Regions from separate parts of the Mus musculus genome. Here region 2 is linked to region 1. The links are chromatin loops, found by intact Hi-C in ENCODE. Cell type or tissue: left cerebral cortex. All regions are shown on one strand.

Evidence for each region. Hi-C counts contacts between places; a loop is a spot of excess contacts. Peaks named below come from ENCODE experiments on the same cell type or tissue, not always from the same donor. Only the 100,000 strongest peaks of a DNase experiment are listed, where the experiment ranks them.
Region 2: a loop joins it to region 1, with 9 times the contacts of the local background. A loop is called at or near these places in 3 of 42 quality-filtered maps.

The regions. Positions count from the first base shown.
Region 1 is chr2:145,169,664-145,177,663 of GRCm38, forward strand. The region is part of intron 1 of Slc24a3 (solute carrier family 24 (sodium/potassium/calcium exchanger), member 3); the gene reads left to right. Among named protein-coding and RNA genes, the nearest start is that of Slc24a3, 5.9 kb to the left of the region's middle. In left cerebral cortex, a CTCF peak has its summit at 3,737; DNase peaks (open chromatin) are centred at 3,494 and 3,607; H3K4me3 peaks cover 467 bases; H3K27ac peaks cover 763 bases.
Region 2 is chr2:145,339,639-145,347,638 of GRCm38, forward strand. The region is part of intron 2 of Slc24a3 (solute carrier family 24 (sodium/potassium/calcium exchanger), member 3); the gene reads left to right. It overlaps Gm52528 (a long non-coding RNA gene), which reads right to left. Exons shown (of 3, transcript XR_003953926.1): 3 at 2,542-8,000. Among named protein-coding and RNA genes, the nearest start is that of Gm52528, 18 kb to the right of the region's middle. In left cerebral cortex, no CTCF peak of the experiment used is centred here; DNase peaks (open chromatin) are centred at 2,866, 3,530, 4,611, 5,103 and 1 more place; H3K27ac peaks cover 1,534 bases.

The sequences.
Region 1 (8,000 bases):
TGGCCGTTTCTCTACAGGTTGGAGCCTGTGAGTAACAGGCTTCCCAGCACTTTGCAGGGCATAAAAGACATTTGTCCTGGATGTTGAATGTGATCCATAGGATTAAGTGGATCAATTGCAGGGGTTTCCGTTCCTGCTACCACCAGATGCTGGAATATCTGGGCTGATAAGGCATCACACACTGTGAACTTAGAATCTGATGACTACTCTTCCCTTTTGAGATAGTTTTCCTGACATTTCTCTCCAGGTGTTACTGACTCAGACATCATTCCATAGCATGCCCCCATCTCATTCCTTCTCTTGTTTATCTTTCTCTTCTCTTTCTCACTTCTCTAGCCTGTCTGCTAATGTCCAGTTTATGAACACTTCCATGCATAGCAAGAAGACTTAGTTGGGAAAAACCCAACAATGCTAATGACCTTGCTACGCAGGCTCTGTTTACAGCCCCCACCCCCAACTCTATGACTTGCTAGTCTTAATTCGGTCTCTAGTCACCTTTTCTTGCATTAGATACTGATGTTTTCAATAGGTGAAGCACAGCCGTGTTGGAGCAGCAAGACACAGTCTTCTTTCGAGATAATTTTAAACAGATTATTTACCACATAGAGATCTTCCAATGATATTTTTGCCTAGGGAATTGCCATTTAGTATTATAAACATCAGGGCAGAGACTCTTATCCTGAAATTTGGGGGGGGGGCATTCTACATACTATCCTTGTGTCATTGGCAAAGGGTTCAAAATTCACCTCATTTTAAAGATACTGGGACTCACAAAAGGTGACTGAGTGAAGTCATATAGGAAGTGAGGTGTGGAGGTATAAACCAACCTTAGGTGACCTTTGTTCTCAGCTCTGTTTCTTGCTTCAGGGTGCAAGACTGTGGTGTTCATATGGTCATGGGGGGGGTACCTTCCTAATAACCAAAGGTAATTTTTATGTTTAAAGGCATGTGGTAATTATTAAAGATAACCAGATATCTTCTCAGAGGCTTGTTTCCCATGATTCCCACCCCCACCTTGTTCTTTTTCTTTCTTATAAAAAGGGTGGTTAGTTCTTTTTATAAGAAAGTCCAAATAGAGGTGTATGGCAGTTATGTTACATAATGTCTAACATTTCTAATCATGGAATTTAGGATCTCTTTCTTAATTTCTAAGTAAATCCAGATTTGGTTATATACTAAAAAGTTTGCTTCTGTTTTGCAAAGCTCTGTATTTGGTTAGAAGTATAGAAAAGAATCTATACTGTTTTTGTTTTCTCCTTCTGTGTAGCTAGGACATGAGGATTGTTTAATTTAGGTCAGGAAGAGTTAGTGCTGGAATGAGGAGAATTCTTAATTCTAACTACAACAAAAGCAATAATAATGATAACAACTACAGTTTGGGCATCCCAAGTGCCAGGCCCTGTGCCAAGCACACTTTCTGTGCATTTACCTCGCTGGCAAACACTGTCTTCAGTGCTGAGAGCCTGCAGCAGGGGACACACAAAACCCAGGTGCCCTATTTAGTGGTTGCCAATGAAGATCTCCTTTTTGATCTCTGTGTTCAAAGCCAATTTAAATAAGGTGTTAGATTTGCTAATGAAGTTTTCATTTATTCTTGCAATGAGAACAGATTACTTTTATATGTATTGAGTGGCTTAGAAGTGTTTCACTTTTCTTGATACATGGTCATCTTTCTCCAGGAGTAGGGGTTAAAAAAAAAATCTCACACATACACACAAACACTTTTGTGCGTATCTCTAGGAAGTTCTAAGAGGTGTAACTAAGAAAAAACATATATTTGAACACACACACAAATACATACATCTGTGTGTACACATGTGTGTATGTGTGTGTGTATGACACATGGATATATATTTTATATGTCCATTATTATGGCTATCTAACAAATGAGCTCCAACCTTGACTCCAAACAGCTGTTCACCTTTCCTGCTCATGGATAATTGGCTCAGGAGTTTGGATGGGCAAGTTCCAGATGGCTTTTCTCTACTCCATTATGTCACAGGCCACGGCTGTGAAAACTGCAAGTCTGAGCCACCCGATTTGACAGTCAGCTCTGGAATCATCCCAGAGGACATCACACCCATGGATAAGGGCTGATGTGGATGTTGACACAGACCAACCCATGGCCTTTCCATGGGGCTCAGCTTGAACTTCCTCAGAGCATGGCAGCCAGGTTCTAAGACAGCACTCCTGAAAACAAGATGGAAGGGCTTAAATTTTAGGCTCTGGCTTCAGAAGTCACAGAGTGCTGTTGCCATGGTGGTCTTCTGCTGGTCGAGGCAGAAACAATGCCAGCCAGGTTGAAACAGTGGGGACATAGAGTCTCTGCTTTCTCAGTATAATGGGAGATACGATGATTGATGTATTTGGAAACATCTGGAGATCTGAAGGGATTGTAACTTAGGAGTGAGTGAAGGCATGGCCCAAAGTGGCCAGTGGTTGAATAAAGGAAGTATATAATATGCATTTGCATGCAGATATTTGCATATACACCCATGTGAATATATACTGTAAATTCATGCACATGTGCAATATCTTTGAAATGTTCTCCAATCATGAAATTTAATTGCTGTTCATCTTATTTGATATGGAGATGGGAGGTAACTACTGATGAAGGAGCTACTATAGGGTTTCGAACTGCAAACCCGAGAGTCCGTCTTTGCTTCCATGGACTCTTACTCATCAGAGGGCTTGGGGTGCAGCCTGCAGACCCCTAGCTCAATAGCCCCTCCCTTGGACTTCCCTTTTCTGATTTTACTTGACTTTTTCTGTTACTTCCCAAGGATGTGACCTTTCTGGTCCCAGATTTCTCCCATGCGCAGGTCCACTGTACTGCTGTGTCCACCACAACTAACTAATCCTTCAATTCTGCAGTTACTTAATCCTTCATGGCCAGGCCAAGGTCCTCTGGACTATATTAGACTCCCCACAGCGTCCTCTGGAAACACTGCTTTCTGTTGACTGTATTTATCAAAGTCGGCAGCTATCTATTTATTTGGTCAGTGTTTGAGTAACATTCCTGCTCACTGGATTCTGAGCTCCGGGAGGTCGGAGACCCTGTGATCTATTCTGACATGTCACCCCTATCACCCAGCCCGTACCAGGAGCTCAAAATATATTTGTTATGCTTGTTTACAAGCCTTTTTGGTTTCTGAATTTTAATGCCCACGATCAAAACAAAACAGAACAAACCCCGTACCATGTTTTAGGCCCCTGCTTGCTGACATGTGTGTATTTTTGTAAGTTCTAGTCTTGGAGATTTGACACAGTTACCCATTTCTCTTTGGAGATCACTGGGATGAAGAACAGTGCCAGGCTGTGCCTGGTATCAGTTGGAGAGTGGTAGGATTTGAACCAGGCCATGCCTGTGTCGAAGCTGCATATGGCTATATTCTCCAGCACTGGCAGAGAGGATGTGAACACAAGACAGGGAATCGCCCTGCCTTTTTCAGTCAGCCAAGGAGTAAGGAGTAACAGAAGGTTGGTTTCATAGAAGCAGTATTTTAGAAACACGTTGCTTTCAACCTTTTCTATTTTCTGCACAAACATATATAGAAGTGTTTCTTTCCTCCTGCCTTTTCTTAGCTGCTCATCAACCCAGATTTTTCTCAAAGATTTCCTCTCCTTGCAAGCCTTGAATCCTTGTGGGAAGATTTTTTTTTTCTTACCCTGGAGGGTTGGCAAAGCCAAAAGAGTTGCAAAACTAGCTATTTGCTGAGCATTCCAAGGCCTGGTGGAAGCTGGCTGATAGTGCAGGACTTTGGCAACTCTTGCTTCTATAAGGAGTGTTCCTTGCACACAAGGAGAATCTCTATGCGTGTGTTTGGGTAACAGACAGAAGGATATCACAGAGACTATCCTAATGGGGAAACTGAGGTCTAGGGGGTTCCAAAAATATCCATAGAGTCACATTGCAAGTGGGTTATGATCTCAGGAGAGTAATTTGAGGCTTTTTGGCTGATGGCTGCCAGGTTCTGATTCAGTAGAGTTTATTTGACAGCCAGTCTTATTCATTGCTTGCAAATAGTTTCAAACAAGATCCTGTCATGTAGGATCTGAGAATGAGAAGTAGTGAGGATGCAAGATTTGCTATGAGCCAAGGGATGATGGGCTTCCAGCACTTCACGTGCTGTTCTCTCTATCCACTTCTGCCTTGGGATGGGCCATGCTCCTCACTGTTGCTAGTCTTAGGCTTTGATGGCTTCCCTACCCCATCACCATCTTTGTTAGCTGCCTTTTTGTGAAATTCATCTCAGTGGATTCCTTGGAAGGAGTCCTTTCTGGGATTTCAGGGCAAGAGACCTGGGCCTCTTTATATTTGCCCTCTTTAATCAGGCAGTACTGGTTGTTGGGCTGACAGTTGTATCTGAGATGATACTCAGTATCTATCTTTTGTCTTTGTGAGAAGCGAGACAGTGTAGCTACCTTTGAAGAATTGTTGGAGATACGAATGAGAAATGCACTGTGTCCTGGAGCAGCATGTGATACTTTGGAGGTTCTGGAATCTGGGAAACAAAGGGAAAGTAGAAGATGGGGAGGGGGAGGGATGGGGGGAGGGGTGGAGTTAGGCAAACTCCTAGAAAAGTGCACAAAAATAAATGCAGGCAGACAACTGACAGAGATGCAACTAACTGCAGGTGGCCAATAGCCACAAATAACATTTTCCACCCTTAATTATCAAGTGGGAAATTGGAACATAAAAATAACCAAGATGATGTCTTTTTTATTTTTTATTTTTGGATAATTAGATTGGCAAAAGTTAGACGGGGGGGGGGGGGGGGTTCAAGTGTAGTTAACTATAACGTGGAAGCTGTGTGGCTAAATCCTCCCCCTCCTGTTTGAATCATGTCCATGCTTGTGGGACTAGAACAGCCATATGCATTTTTTGAGCCTTATGTGAAAATTCGATGGACTTGAAACCACACGGGGACCATGGAAGTGGTTGGCTATGATATGAAGTTTGGAGTTCAGGATTAGCAGGGAGCTCTAGGGGTCAGAAAAGACCAGTGCCAGTTGCTCATTTAAACCATGCAATCTAGCATCCAGTCTTTGCTCGGCAGTAGCTATGTGTTCCTGGGAGGGTGAGCAGATAAAACCAGCTCAGCTGCTACCTGGTTTAGGGAATTTCCCATTTGTAGCTTTTGCAGTATTGACAATGTTCCTCTTCATTTCCCCCTTTACATTGCTGCTTTGTTACAGCTTGGATAAAAGACTTTTTTTTTTTTTAACTCTGGTCTGCCACCAGAATTTGAACCTATGGAGGACACGGGAGAACAAAGGGGCCACAGTGAGCAGTCTGCCATTACACATCGACACCACGATGTCAATAATGTCATTTTCCAGACAGAATGTGAAATATTCATTTATGGACAGTTTGACTTAGTGGGCTGGTGGGACATGAAGCCGACAGTTAAAAGCTGGGATTATAAGCAGTTGCGACCACAGATGAGGAGCAGAGCCGAAGGTGAAAATCATCTCTTTGGTGAGCTCCTGCTCCCCGGTCTTCTCTGCTGTGTCACCTCGGGAATTCTGAGCTTCACTTGTGTCTCCATCTTACCCAGAGATGCTAATGGACTGTTGCAGAGTGTGGTGTGGGCATTAGGATTCTTGGCAAATGTGGGTGCCAAGTCTGAGCCTCAGTGGGCTAGGTTAATATGCAACGCTCACTGTATGTGACCATGTAAAGGCTCCATGTCGCTGAGCTGTGAAACACACTGAACTCACAATTTTCAGTTCTGAATGTAAATCTACTCTCTTCTAACTTAGCTGGCTAAACCTTTGCTACAATTTCAGGCCAAACTCTCTTCTCTCAGCCTCGTCTTATCCCCATGTGTATGCTGACATTAAGTTCTCCGGGGGCGGGGGGGGGGGGTTCTCTTGGAAGTGATCTCCATCCAGATTCTTCCGGCCTTTCGTTGTCTGCTCAGGTGGCTTGGTCATCTTGCTGTCTAGCTGTCATCTTGCCACCTTCCCTCAGCTCTATGCTGCACACATCTCTCTCCACTCTGCCCCGGAAGTGTCTTCCAGGAAGTCATGTGTGTATCCCTCTCGGTGCATCCCTGCACTTGTCGTTTTGGATATCACATGTTCCAGATGCCCCCATAATAAGGCAGAGAAAGCACAGGGTTGACACCCTGTATGTTTGAAGATATAATCCTTCTCCTGACCCCACATGTCAGATAGATCGGGCTCATAATTTAGGTTACCCACCTGTAATGCTAGAACTTGGGAGAGCAGAGGCAGGAGGGCTATGGTTTTAAGGCTGACCTTAAATCTAAGATAAAAGGAAAAGAATGTAGGGTGGACCTCATTTTCCCTGAGGATCTGATGATGTCTCTTGGCTATCTTTCTTTAAAGATGCCATTAAGAAGTCTGATGCTGTCCTGGTTTTTTACTGCTTTTAGACTCCATCTCCTTTTTTGTCAGACATGTATGTGATTTTCTCTGCTTCTCATGTGCTATTTGCTCCCAGTGCCAGTGATGTTATAAAGACTGCTGTGGGTATGTGTCTGTCCAGGCTCTTAGTCTTCAAATCTGGAAGTGAATGTCACCCAGGCCTGGAGACTTGCCCTCTGTGATGTTCACATCCTTGTTCACTTGGGTTCCTAAGGGTACCTCCTAGACTGTCTTTTTTTTTCTACTTTCACCTTTTTTATTGATTTTTTTTCTGTTTGAGATAAACTTTGTTATACAGCTCAGGCTGGCCTTGAACTCATGATCCTTCTGCCTTGCTTCTCACAGGTAAGTATACAGTAATATGTAATTGCGCCAGACCTTTGCTCTGATGTCTACTAATGTTATTGGTTCTCTCTCTCTCTCTCTCTCTCCTCTCTCTCTCTCTCTCTCTACCTACCTATTTATATTTACACATGTGGGCATTTTGACTACATGTATGTCTGTGTACCACATGTATGCCTAGTGCCTGAGGAGGCTAGAAGTGAATGTTGGATCCTCTAGGACTGGAGTTATAGAGGGTTCCAAGCTGTCATATGGGAGCTGGGGATCAAACTCAGGTCCTGTGGCATAGCAGCCAGTATTCTTAATCTCTGAGCCATCTCTCCAGCTCTTCCACAAGTTTTTTTTTTTTTTAAGAACTTTCCTCCCCTTAAAAATAAACTTTACTTGATGTGTGTGTGTGTGTGTGTGTGTGTGTGTGTGTGTATGATGTGTGTCATGTGTCAGAAGCATGTGTGTGGAGGTCAGAAGGTTAACTGGTAGAATCAGTTCTCTGCTTCTGCCTTCAGTAGGGTCTGAGGACCTCACTCAGGTCATCAGACTTGCACAGGAAGCCATTTTACCCATGGGACCACCTTGTGTGGCCCAGGTTTCCTACTCTGACACAGGCTTTCATTTCTGAGGTCACAGCTCTAATTGCCAACAGCTGCTTTACCTGTGAGTTCCTTTTGTAGTCTGTCTCACTCCATCCACATGCATCGTCTCTCCTACTTCTAAATACGTGCAGTAGTCCTGAAGTTTCTGTTGACTCCTGTGGACTCCTGTAAGCAGTAAAGTACTTCTTGTCCATTTATGTTGTTGCATTTTTCTAATCAGTGCCTTTAATAGCCAGGAGAACTTGTGTGTCTTTGTGTGCCTCGTGATTAGGTGAGGCCATTGCAAATGACAGCATTAGCAGAGGAAGGTCCTGTTGGGGAGTATCCCCGGGGAACTCACCTGACTGGGCCACATCACTGGGTAAGACTCCATCTTAACCAGCCTCATTTCCCATCTTTGTCACGGGTCCATCAGATTTTCGAGAGAAGGGTCACTGTGCGCTGCCATCAGCAGGGGAACATGTTCTGTCAGGGAGTCCAGTGAGTGCAAAGGCTTTCTTCAGCAAAAGCACTTTTCTTTGACTCAAGGATGCAGGTCCTCCCAACCATGACTGTGAAGCGGGTCAATAATTTATTTGATGGTGGAACCCAGACCATCCCAAGTTATTTAAGTAATCTTGCCTATCTTCCTTCCCTCCTCTTCCTTTTCTACTTTAGCTGCTGTACATA
Region 2 (8,000 bases), 170 kb after region 1:
TTCTGTTATCTTCTTTGAGGGTAGAGGCTGTGTGCAACCCTTCCTTGATGAAATGATGAGGGCCATTTCCCCAAAGCACCCAGGTTTTCCCAGCTAGTCACATTCAGAAATGAAGATGCTCTCCAGCATCCACAATTAGGACTCAATGGACTATCCTCAGGGCCATTGAAATTGTTGGTCATCTCTGACTTCTGGGGCAAGGACCCTCTTCAAATTATCCTTGAATACCATCCTGAAGTCAGAGCATAAGTTTCTCAGCCATCGCTCCTTAACATATAGGCGTGCCATGCATCATTTCAAATGACAAAGGTAGGTATGGTGTTGGGGTGGAGTACCCACGTAGTGTGCATAAAACCTTGGTTCAACCCCTGGTACCAAAAAAAAAAAAAAGTAAAAATACATAACTCTAAAGTGTGAATGTTCCCTGTGGAAAAATCATGAGAGAAAGACTCTACTGTGACATGTGACCTCATGGTGCTAATCACAAAGACAACCCATGTCAAGAAAGAAGAGTTTGTGATCTAAAGTGGGGATCTCTTCCTATGTTATCCAGATCACTCAGTTCTGTTTGTGACAAAACAAAAATATGCCATGCTTCATGTTTAGCTCTTATTTCTGATCACATCATCTGTTATATTTGAGCAAAGAATAGGTTTTTGATAAAATAATTCAGTCGCAATATGCCCAAAAAGTTTTTGTTTGTTGACTGAATTTTCATGGGATTGCAAACAAATTTACATAATGCTTATAAAATTTATAATAAGAAAATATAAAAAGCTCATCAATATCCAAAGTTAGCACACTCAGTGGTGAAAGATTGAAAGTTGATTGTTGTCTAAAGCAAGGAACGTGACCAGGATGTCATTTGTATTCAGCATAGTCTTGAAAGGTCTGGTAGAGCAATCAGGTGATTATTTTTAAATCCAAATTTGGATGTACTGATAAAATTATTCTGAGGGAAACATGATCCTATATTTTAAAAAACCCTAAGATTACATACATCAACACATATAATCAACACACAAAAATCAATTCTATAAACCATTAGTAAATAATCTGAGAAGCAATCTAAGAAAGCAATTACATTTAAATGTTATCCAAACTATTTCTGAAAGAAAATTTATAAGACATAAGTAGAATATTGCTAATATGACAGCCTAATAAAACTATTCTTAATATTTTATGCACTCTATATCAAAATCACAATATTTTTCCATAAATAGAAAACCATATCCTAAAATTCATGTAGAGTCTTAAATGGATCCCAAATAGCTATAACTATCATGACAAAGTGGAGGTTTCACGCTGACTGATTTTAAATTTTGCCAAAGCCACAGGGGACCAGAGAACATGGCAGGGCTAAAAAGACTGACATGTGGCTCAATGGTACCAAACAGACATCCAGGCATATGGTGTCACACGTATGAGCAAATGGTTTTCAGCAGGGTGCCACAACCATGAGAAAGGGATATATTTAACAAATAATGTTGGGAAAAATTTTTGTACCTACAAAAGAATAAAATCTATGCACCATATTTAAAAACTAGCTCAAATTCAGGAGCCAGAGTCCAAGGTTTACAACTATAGAAAAGAACCCATATAGTGGTGCATTCCTGTAATTCTGGGACTCTGAAGGCAAAAGGAGAAGAGTTATGAGCTAAAGGCTTTGCTAGGGTACATAGGGGTATCCTGTCTCAAAGCAACAAACTAAAGAAACAAACTCAAAGCATAAGACTAAAAATAAAACTGTGACAGAAAGCTCATGGCACTGGGCTATTGGACTTAACAGTGATTCCTCAGGTATAAAGCCAAAATATGGACAATTGAAGTCAAAACAGATAAACGGAATCATATCAAAAGTTTAAAGCCTCCATTAATGAAATGACATTACAAATAGAGTAAAAAGAAAAAGAAAGTAGCTCTGATTTATGTGATGAGCAGTTTATATCTAGAATATAGAAAGTACTTCTAAAATCCAGATATTATAAGCAAATCATAATAACTCGATGTAAAGTGGACAAAGGACTTCGATTAACATTTCTCCCAAGATGATCTACAGGTTACTAGCAAGTGTATAAACAGGTGCTTAATGTCAAAAGTCTTTGGGAAAGTTCTGATCTAACAGTTACTTTATACCAGAGCCATGGCTGCTGTATCATAAAAAAAGGAAGGAAGGAAGGAAGGAAGGAAGGAAGGAAGGAAGGAAGGAAGGAAAGAAAGAAAGAAAGAAAGAAAGAAAGAAAGAAAGAAAGAAAGAAAGAAAGAAAGAAAGAAAGAAAGAAAGGAAGGAAGGAAGGAAGGAAGAAAGGGGGAGGGGAGAGGGAAAGGGAGAGGAGGAGGGGGAGGGGGAAGGGAAGGGGAGGGGGAGAGAGAAGGGAAGGAAGGGAAGGGAAAAAGGAAAAGGGGAAAGGGAAAAAAGGGAAAAGGGGAAAGGGGGAATGGGGAAGTGGGGAGAAGGGGGAAGGGAGGAGAAGGGTGAAGGGAGGAGAAGGGAGGAGAAGGAAAGGGAAGAGAAGGGAAGGGAAGAGAAGGGAAGGGAAGAGAAGGGAAAGGAAGAGAAGGGAAGAGAAGGGAAGGGAAGAGAAGGGAAGGGAAGGGAAGAGAAGGGAAGGGAAGAATTACTGGCAAGCATGTGGATAAATTGGAATACACTTGTACTTGGAGAAGAGCTGTACAGTGATGTCACTGTTGGAATTTCTCAAGAATTCAAAAGGGAACTGCCACATGCTCTAGCAACTCTACCTCCAGGCCTATTTGTAAAGAACTGAAGACAGGGACTCTAGCTGATCCCTGCATCCTCACATGCACAGAGGCACCTTTCACAGTAGCTAAAGGTACAGTCAGCCCTCATGCCTAGTGATGGGAGAATAAAAAACAAGTTGTAGTGTCTATAGACAAGAAAGTTCTGATATATGTGGCAATGTATATGAACCTTGGAGAATAAGCCAGTCATGAAAAGGGGAATACTATATGGTTTCTCTTATAAGAGGTACTTTGTATAGCTTTGGTCATAGAGATGTTGAATGCTGTTTGCCAGGGGCCTGAAGGAAGAATCATGAGGAGTTCGAGTTTGATGGATCTAGAGTTTCAGTCCTGAGAGATGAAAACTGGGAATGTGTTGCAAAATGTGAATACAGTTAAACCTACTGAAGTGTTCATTTACAAATGGTTGTGATGGAAAATTTGTCTATATATTTTACAATATTTTTTAACATTACCCATTATCAATCTAGTGGTAGATATGCACCAAAATATCTGGAATATAACTTTCTTAGATTTCTCCTTCCTGTGTGTATGTGTTTGCAAAGGTCCACATAGGCACATGCACGGACACATATGTGCACACAGAGGCTCAGCACTCTATAGAGTTGGGGGCACAGAGAATGGTACAGATTACATGATCTGGGCTCTGTTTACATGATCAAACAGTTGCTGCACCACAGTGATTCAAAAGTAAAACCAGAATAACTGGAGGAGGGCAGGTTTATTCTGCAAACGAGGGGGTGCCTGTGTTATGTTAATATATGTGTAGGAGTTTTACAGACAGAAAAAGGAAGTCACATTCTAAGAAGTAGAAAATATGTGAAAAGGATGTGGAAGCATGAAAGTTACAATATATTTTGGGAACGTTTAAAAAAAATCAATGTGTTTGAAGCATTGGGAGTTGCAATGGGATGACAAGGCATGAGCTTAGAGTCTGGGGTAACAATTCGGGATCTAGCTATTACCCCCAAAATGTTCCCACTCCTAACCCACAAAATGATTTGCTGTTTTTAAAGGATGATGGTGATGATGATATTTCAGTAACAGCAGCCTTAGTGATCATTGGCAATTGGTAGTCACTGAAGAAGTTGTACAGTGAGCCATGAAGATAACTGTTTTTAGCTCTGAAAAGAGAAATCCAGAATAGCTTGCTTGGCTCCTTGGGGATTAGACTTCTTACACATGTGAACACATGTGACTCTTAGGGGAATAATATGCTCTTTGTGTTGCTTTTAAAATAGACTAAGTAGTGAGGTCATAGGAGCTATCCATCCCTACCATTCAGAACAGTGCTGTCTAGCAGATAGAATACAAGACATGCAATGTACTTTTGCATTTCCTAGTAGCTACCTTAAATAAAATAAAAAGCAAGAGATGGAACTGATCTGAACAGAATATTTTATTTTACCCCTTGTTTAAATTACTTTATTGTAACATGAAAGTAGTATAAAATTTGTTAATGACCTTTTTTTTAGTTCTCTTTCAATCTCTGGGGTTCAAATTCCAGTGTGTGTTTTGCACATACAACCCTCTCAATACGGACTGCCAGCATCGTGAATGCCACGTGTTGCAATGGTAATGCCCACACTGTGAGCGCTACATGCTACATATGCTCCAAGACAGTCAGAAGAGCCTGTCATTGTCCATAACTTTAGTTGGCCTGAAACATGATCACAGTAAGGATCTTCTGCTCAGCTTTTGCTCATAGCACAGATCTAATTACTCCCCTGCCTCGTAGGAGAGGTTAAGCTGATGGACTATAATCTTAATGGATACTTTAGTTTGACAGAATCCTTTATAGTGTCTACCATGCAGACATGATAAATCATTGGGACTGTTGTTAGTGAGGAACTTGTTGAAGGCACGCATGCAGGCGCTTAGCTGTCTACTTGCCAACTTTGACAGCAGATGGGTTTTCTTTTGCATTTTCTTGCTGGTCAATAGAACTGAAAACCTCTATAGAATATGTATACCTGGCTAAGCATATAAGACAGGTAGGACAGAATATAGAAGATATTGGACTGAAGAATAAATGAGAAAATGTCCATTAATATGACTACATGCTAGACATTACAAACTCATATAAACATATACCCATGTGTAAGACATGCTAGTAAATGCATCTTTCTATACATTTCAACCCAACCTGTACAATCAATTATTTAGGTCTTAAATTAAGCACAGTTTAGGTGTACCTCTCAGATTTTCCCTCCTCCCACAACTGGCCTATTTTAATTTATAGATTTGGAACCTTTAAGCTCCACATTCCCTTTTTCTCTCTCACAATCAAAACAACTCCTACGAGCCATATGCTTTTATTCATTCAAAATAAGATTTGTTTTCATCATAGCCAGTTAGAGTCTTGCCAACAGTCTAAGATAACCTCTGAGAAGGCATATGAAAGCCCACCTTCTGATCAAGGAAAGAGGCTAATTGGAAACCACAGCAGTTGGAAATCAAACAAGACCAGGGTTTGCAGGGTTTACAAACTTTGAGGAAAATAAAATCCTACAAACAATTTATTAGGTAAGCCTTGGTTGTTTTCACAAGCTTCTTTCCCTCTATGTCTTGCTTCTTTTTACCTTAAAAATGTTAGCCTTTCTCAAATCGCACATAGTTATAAAGGGAAACGATGTGCCTTTTCTTTACAGTGGGAATTAAAACGATAAAGGAGGCAAGTTAAAGGTTGTAAAGTTAAAAGCTGGCAAAAATAGCCAGACCCTTTCATCTGTTATATAAGTTGGAAGCTTCCAGGAAATAACCTGCTTTGGAACCATCATTGTGATTTTCAAAGGGCTGGTAAGGCTTGATGTCACGTGAGCGCCTACAGGAATAGGAATGTTACAAGGCTTGATGTCATGTGAGCGCCTACAGGAATAGGAATGTTACAAGGCTTGATGTCATGTGAGCGCCTACAGGAATAGGAATGTTACACGTAGCTTTGCTTCCTGAGGATGTGAGGCAGCAACAGGAAGTGAGATCCCAGAAAGAAAGCTAACAGGAAGTAAGCACCATGGTTGTTCTCTCTCACGGAGCAAGGAAGAGCGCCAACTGTGTGTGCAGAGGCGGGTGTTGATTAACACCTTTCACACTGTTTTATTAGATTCTAGGTGTTGTGTGATTCTTCTGTCTTGTCTTTCTCTCAAACCTTTATGTTTTACTTCCTTTGATGTTTGCAGCCTTCTCTTCCCTCTTCTGATAATCCTTTTTTTTTTTTTTTTTTTTTTTGGCTTATGATGAAATTTATAAAACTTGTTGGTTTGTCTCATCATTTAATTTAACTGAAAGGAACAGGTTCTTTTCTTCTTTTTAATTTTATAAATCAAGTTAGAGAGAACTGAAAGCACCCTAATTTTGAGCCTTCTGACACTTAAGTATGACACAGATCTTTAGTTGTTTAGGTAGTTAGCATCTCCAAACAATCTTTTATCATTTCCAGTGTGCAGATTTTTGTATACCATTTTATCAGCATCATCCTTTATTTATAGTTTTAGTGCTAAAACATATGGGCTCTTAAACCTTTTTCTTTTAGTTTTGACATTTTCATTTTAAGTTTCGGTTGCTGATAGCATTTAAGGCACAATAGATTTTATATATCTACTTTGTATTCTGTAAGCTCATGAAACTCATGTGTTACTTCCAATAGATTTACATTCACTGCATTAAGTTTTCTGTACAAAGGGCTACAATGTCTGTAAATAATGAGATTTTTCTACTTTGTCATTCTAATTTTTATTTATTATCCTATTTTCTATACTACATATATATGTATCTATAACACATATTCTAATTTTATTTATTTTTCTTGCTTTATTACGCTAACTAGAAATTGCATAATTTTTTGATAGTATAATTTTTTGCAGAAGTAGAAAGACTAGATAGCCTTGTCTTGCCTATTGTTTTGAGAAATGGATACTACCTCTAGCTCTTAAATAAAATACATGCTGTAGGAATTTTTAAGTCCTTATTTATCAAGTGAGAGAGTTCCCCTTTGTTCCTAGATTATTGAGAATTTTTATTAAAAATAAGTATTGATTTCATCAGGTATTTTTATTAGCCTATTAAGATGACTATATATTGTTTATGTATAGTTTGTTAATATTGGCTGACAGCTGGGGATCAGGCAAAAATTTAAACCTCTGACTTAGTTTTTCAACTCTCAGGCCTATTTCATAGGGACTGGTGTGAGGGTTTGAAAGTTGGTGGATGTCGAGTGCTTAACATTCCTGTCATATAGTAAATGTCCTTCATTCAGGTCTGAGGTCCAAAAGAGAAAATCACCTTAGCTGCCTTTTCTGGAGATAGTCACACAGTTTCCTCAGGTCCAGAGAGGTACCACAGATGGCTTTACTTTCTGTCACCTCTCAAAGTATTCTCCATAGTGAAAACAGACTGCACTCAAATTCTTCTGAAGTGGCAGGGGAAGCCAGACACGCAAATGAGTTATAGGTCAAGAAGCTTGTTAGATCTGATGGCTTACTGCCCGGTGAGAGAGAGTGCAGGGTATGCACTTGAATACCTGATGGAAAGTAATCCAAAGAGAAGTTACAGAATCTTCGGAACCTTGTATATCATCTACCTTTGTCCCTTCGTTAGGCAATGGAAAGCTTAAGTGTGTTTCCCTAAGCATTCCCAACACAGATGGATGAGGAACCTGGTTGAGGGTGTCATAGTATAGTCGAGGCAGCAGACAGAACCTCTTACCCTTAGCACTTCAGGGAATCTCCATCCACATGCCCTGGCTCATAGCACTTGCATTTCTTTTCATTCACATGTATTAATTTCACATATCTATAGGGTCCATTTTTCTATTTTTCCATGCATACAGGGTTGCCCTCCTTTGATAGATTTTTGTGACTAACATTCTATGCCTGTCCAGTGGGGTGTGGAAAAATACCACTGGGTCCAGGAATCGCCCCCCTTGGCTGCCCGTGAGGGTTGATACATACCCCAGCTCCCTTCCTCTGAGTGATGTGCTTTGTATACTGAGTTTGGCCCTGCTTGTGGGAGCTGGTTTCCTGACACATCTTTCATCGATTGCCCTCATTTTACTTTCTTGTTCTCCTGGTTCCTGGTGGTATTCCTTCCTCTTTACTCCCGTAGGGTACTGTTTGCCTATAAATCTTTGTCTTGGTGTTTCCTTGGAGAACTAAAGCTAAGACAGAGGCTACATGAGGACAAGTTACAACCCTTAGGTAAGGCAGAAATCCATTTTTAATGTAATATTATGAAAGAGA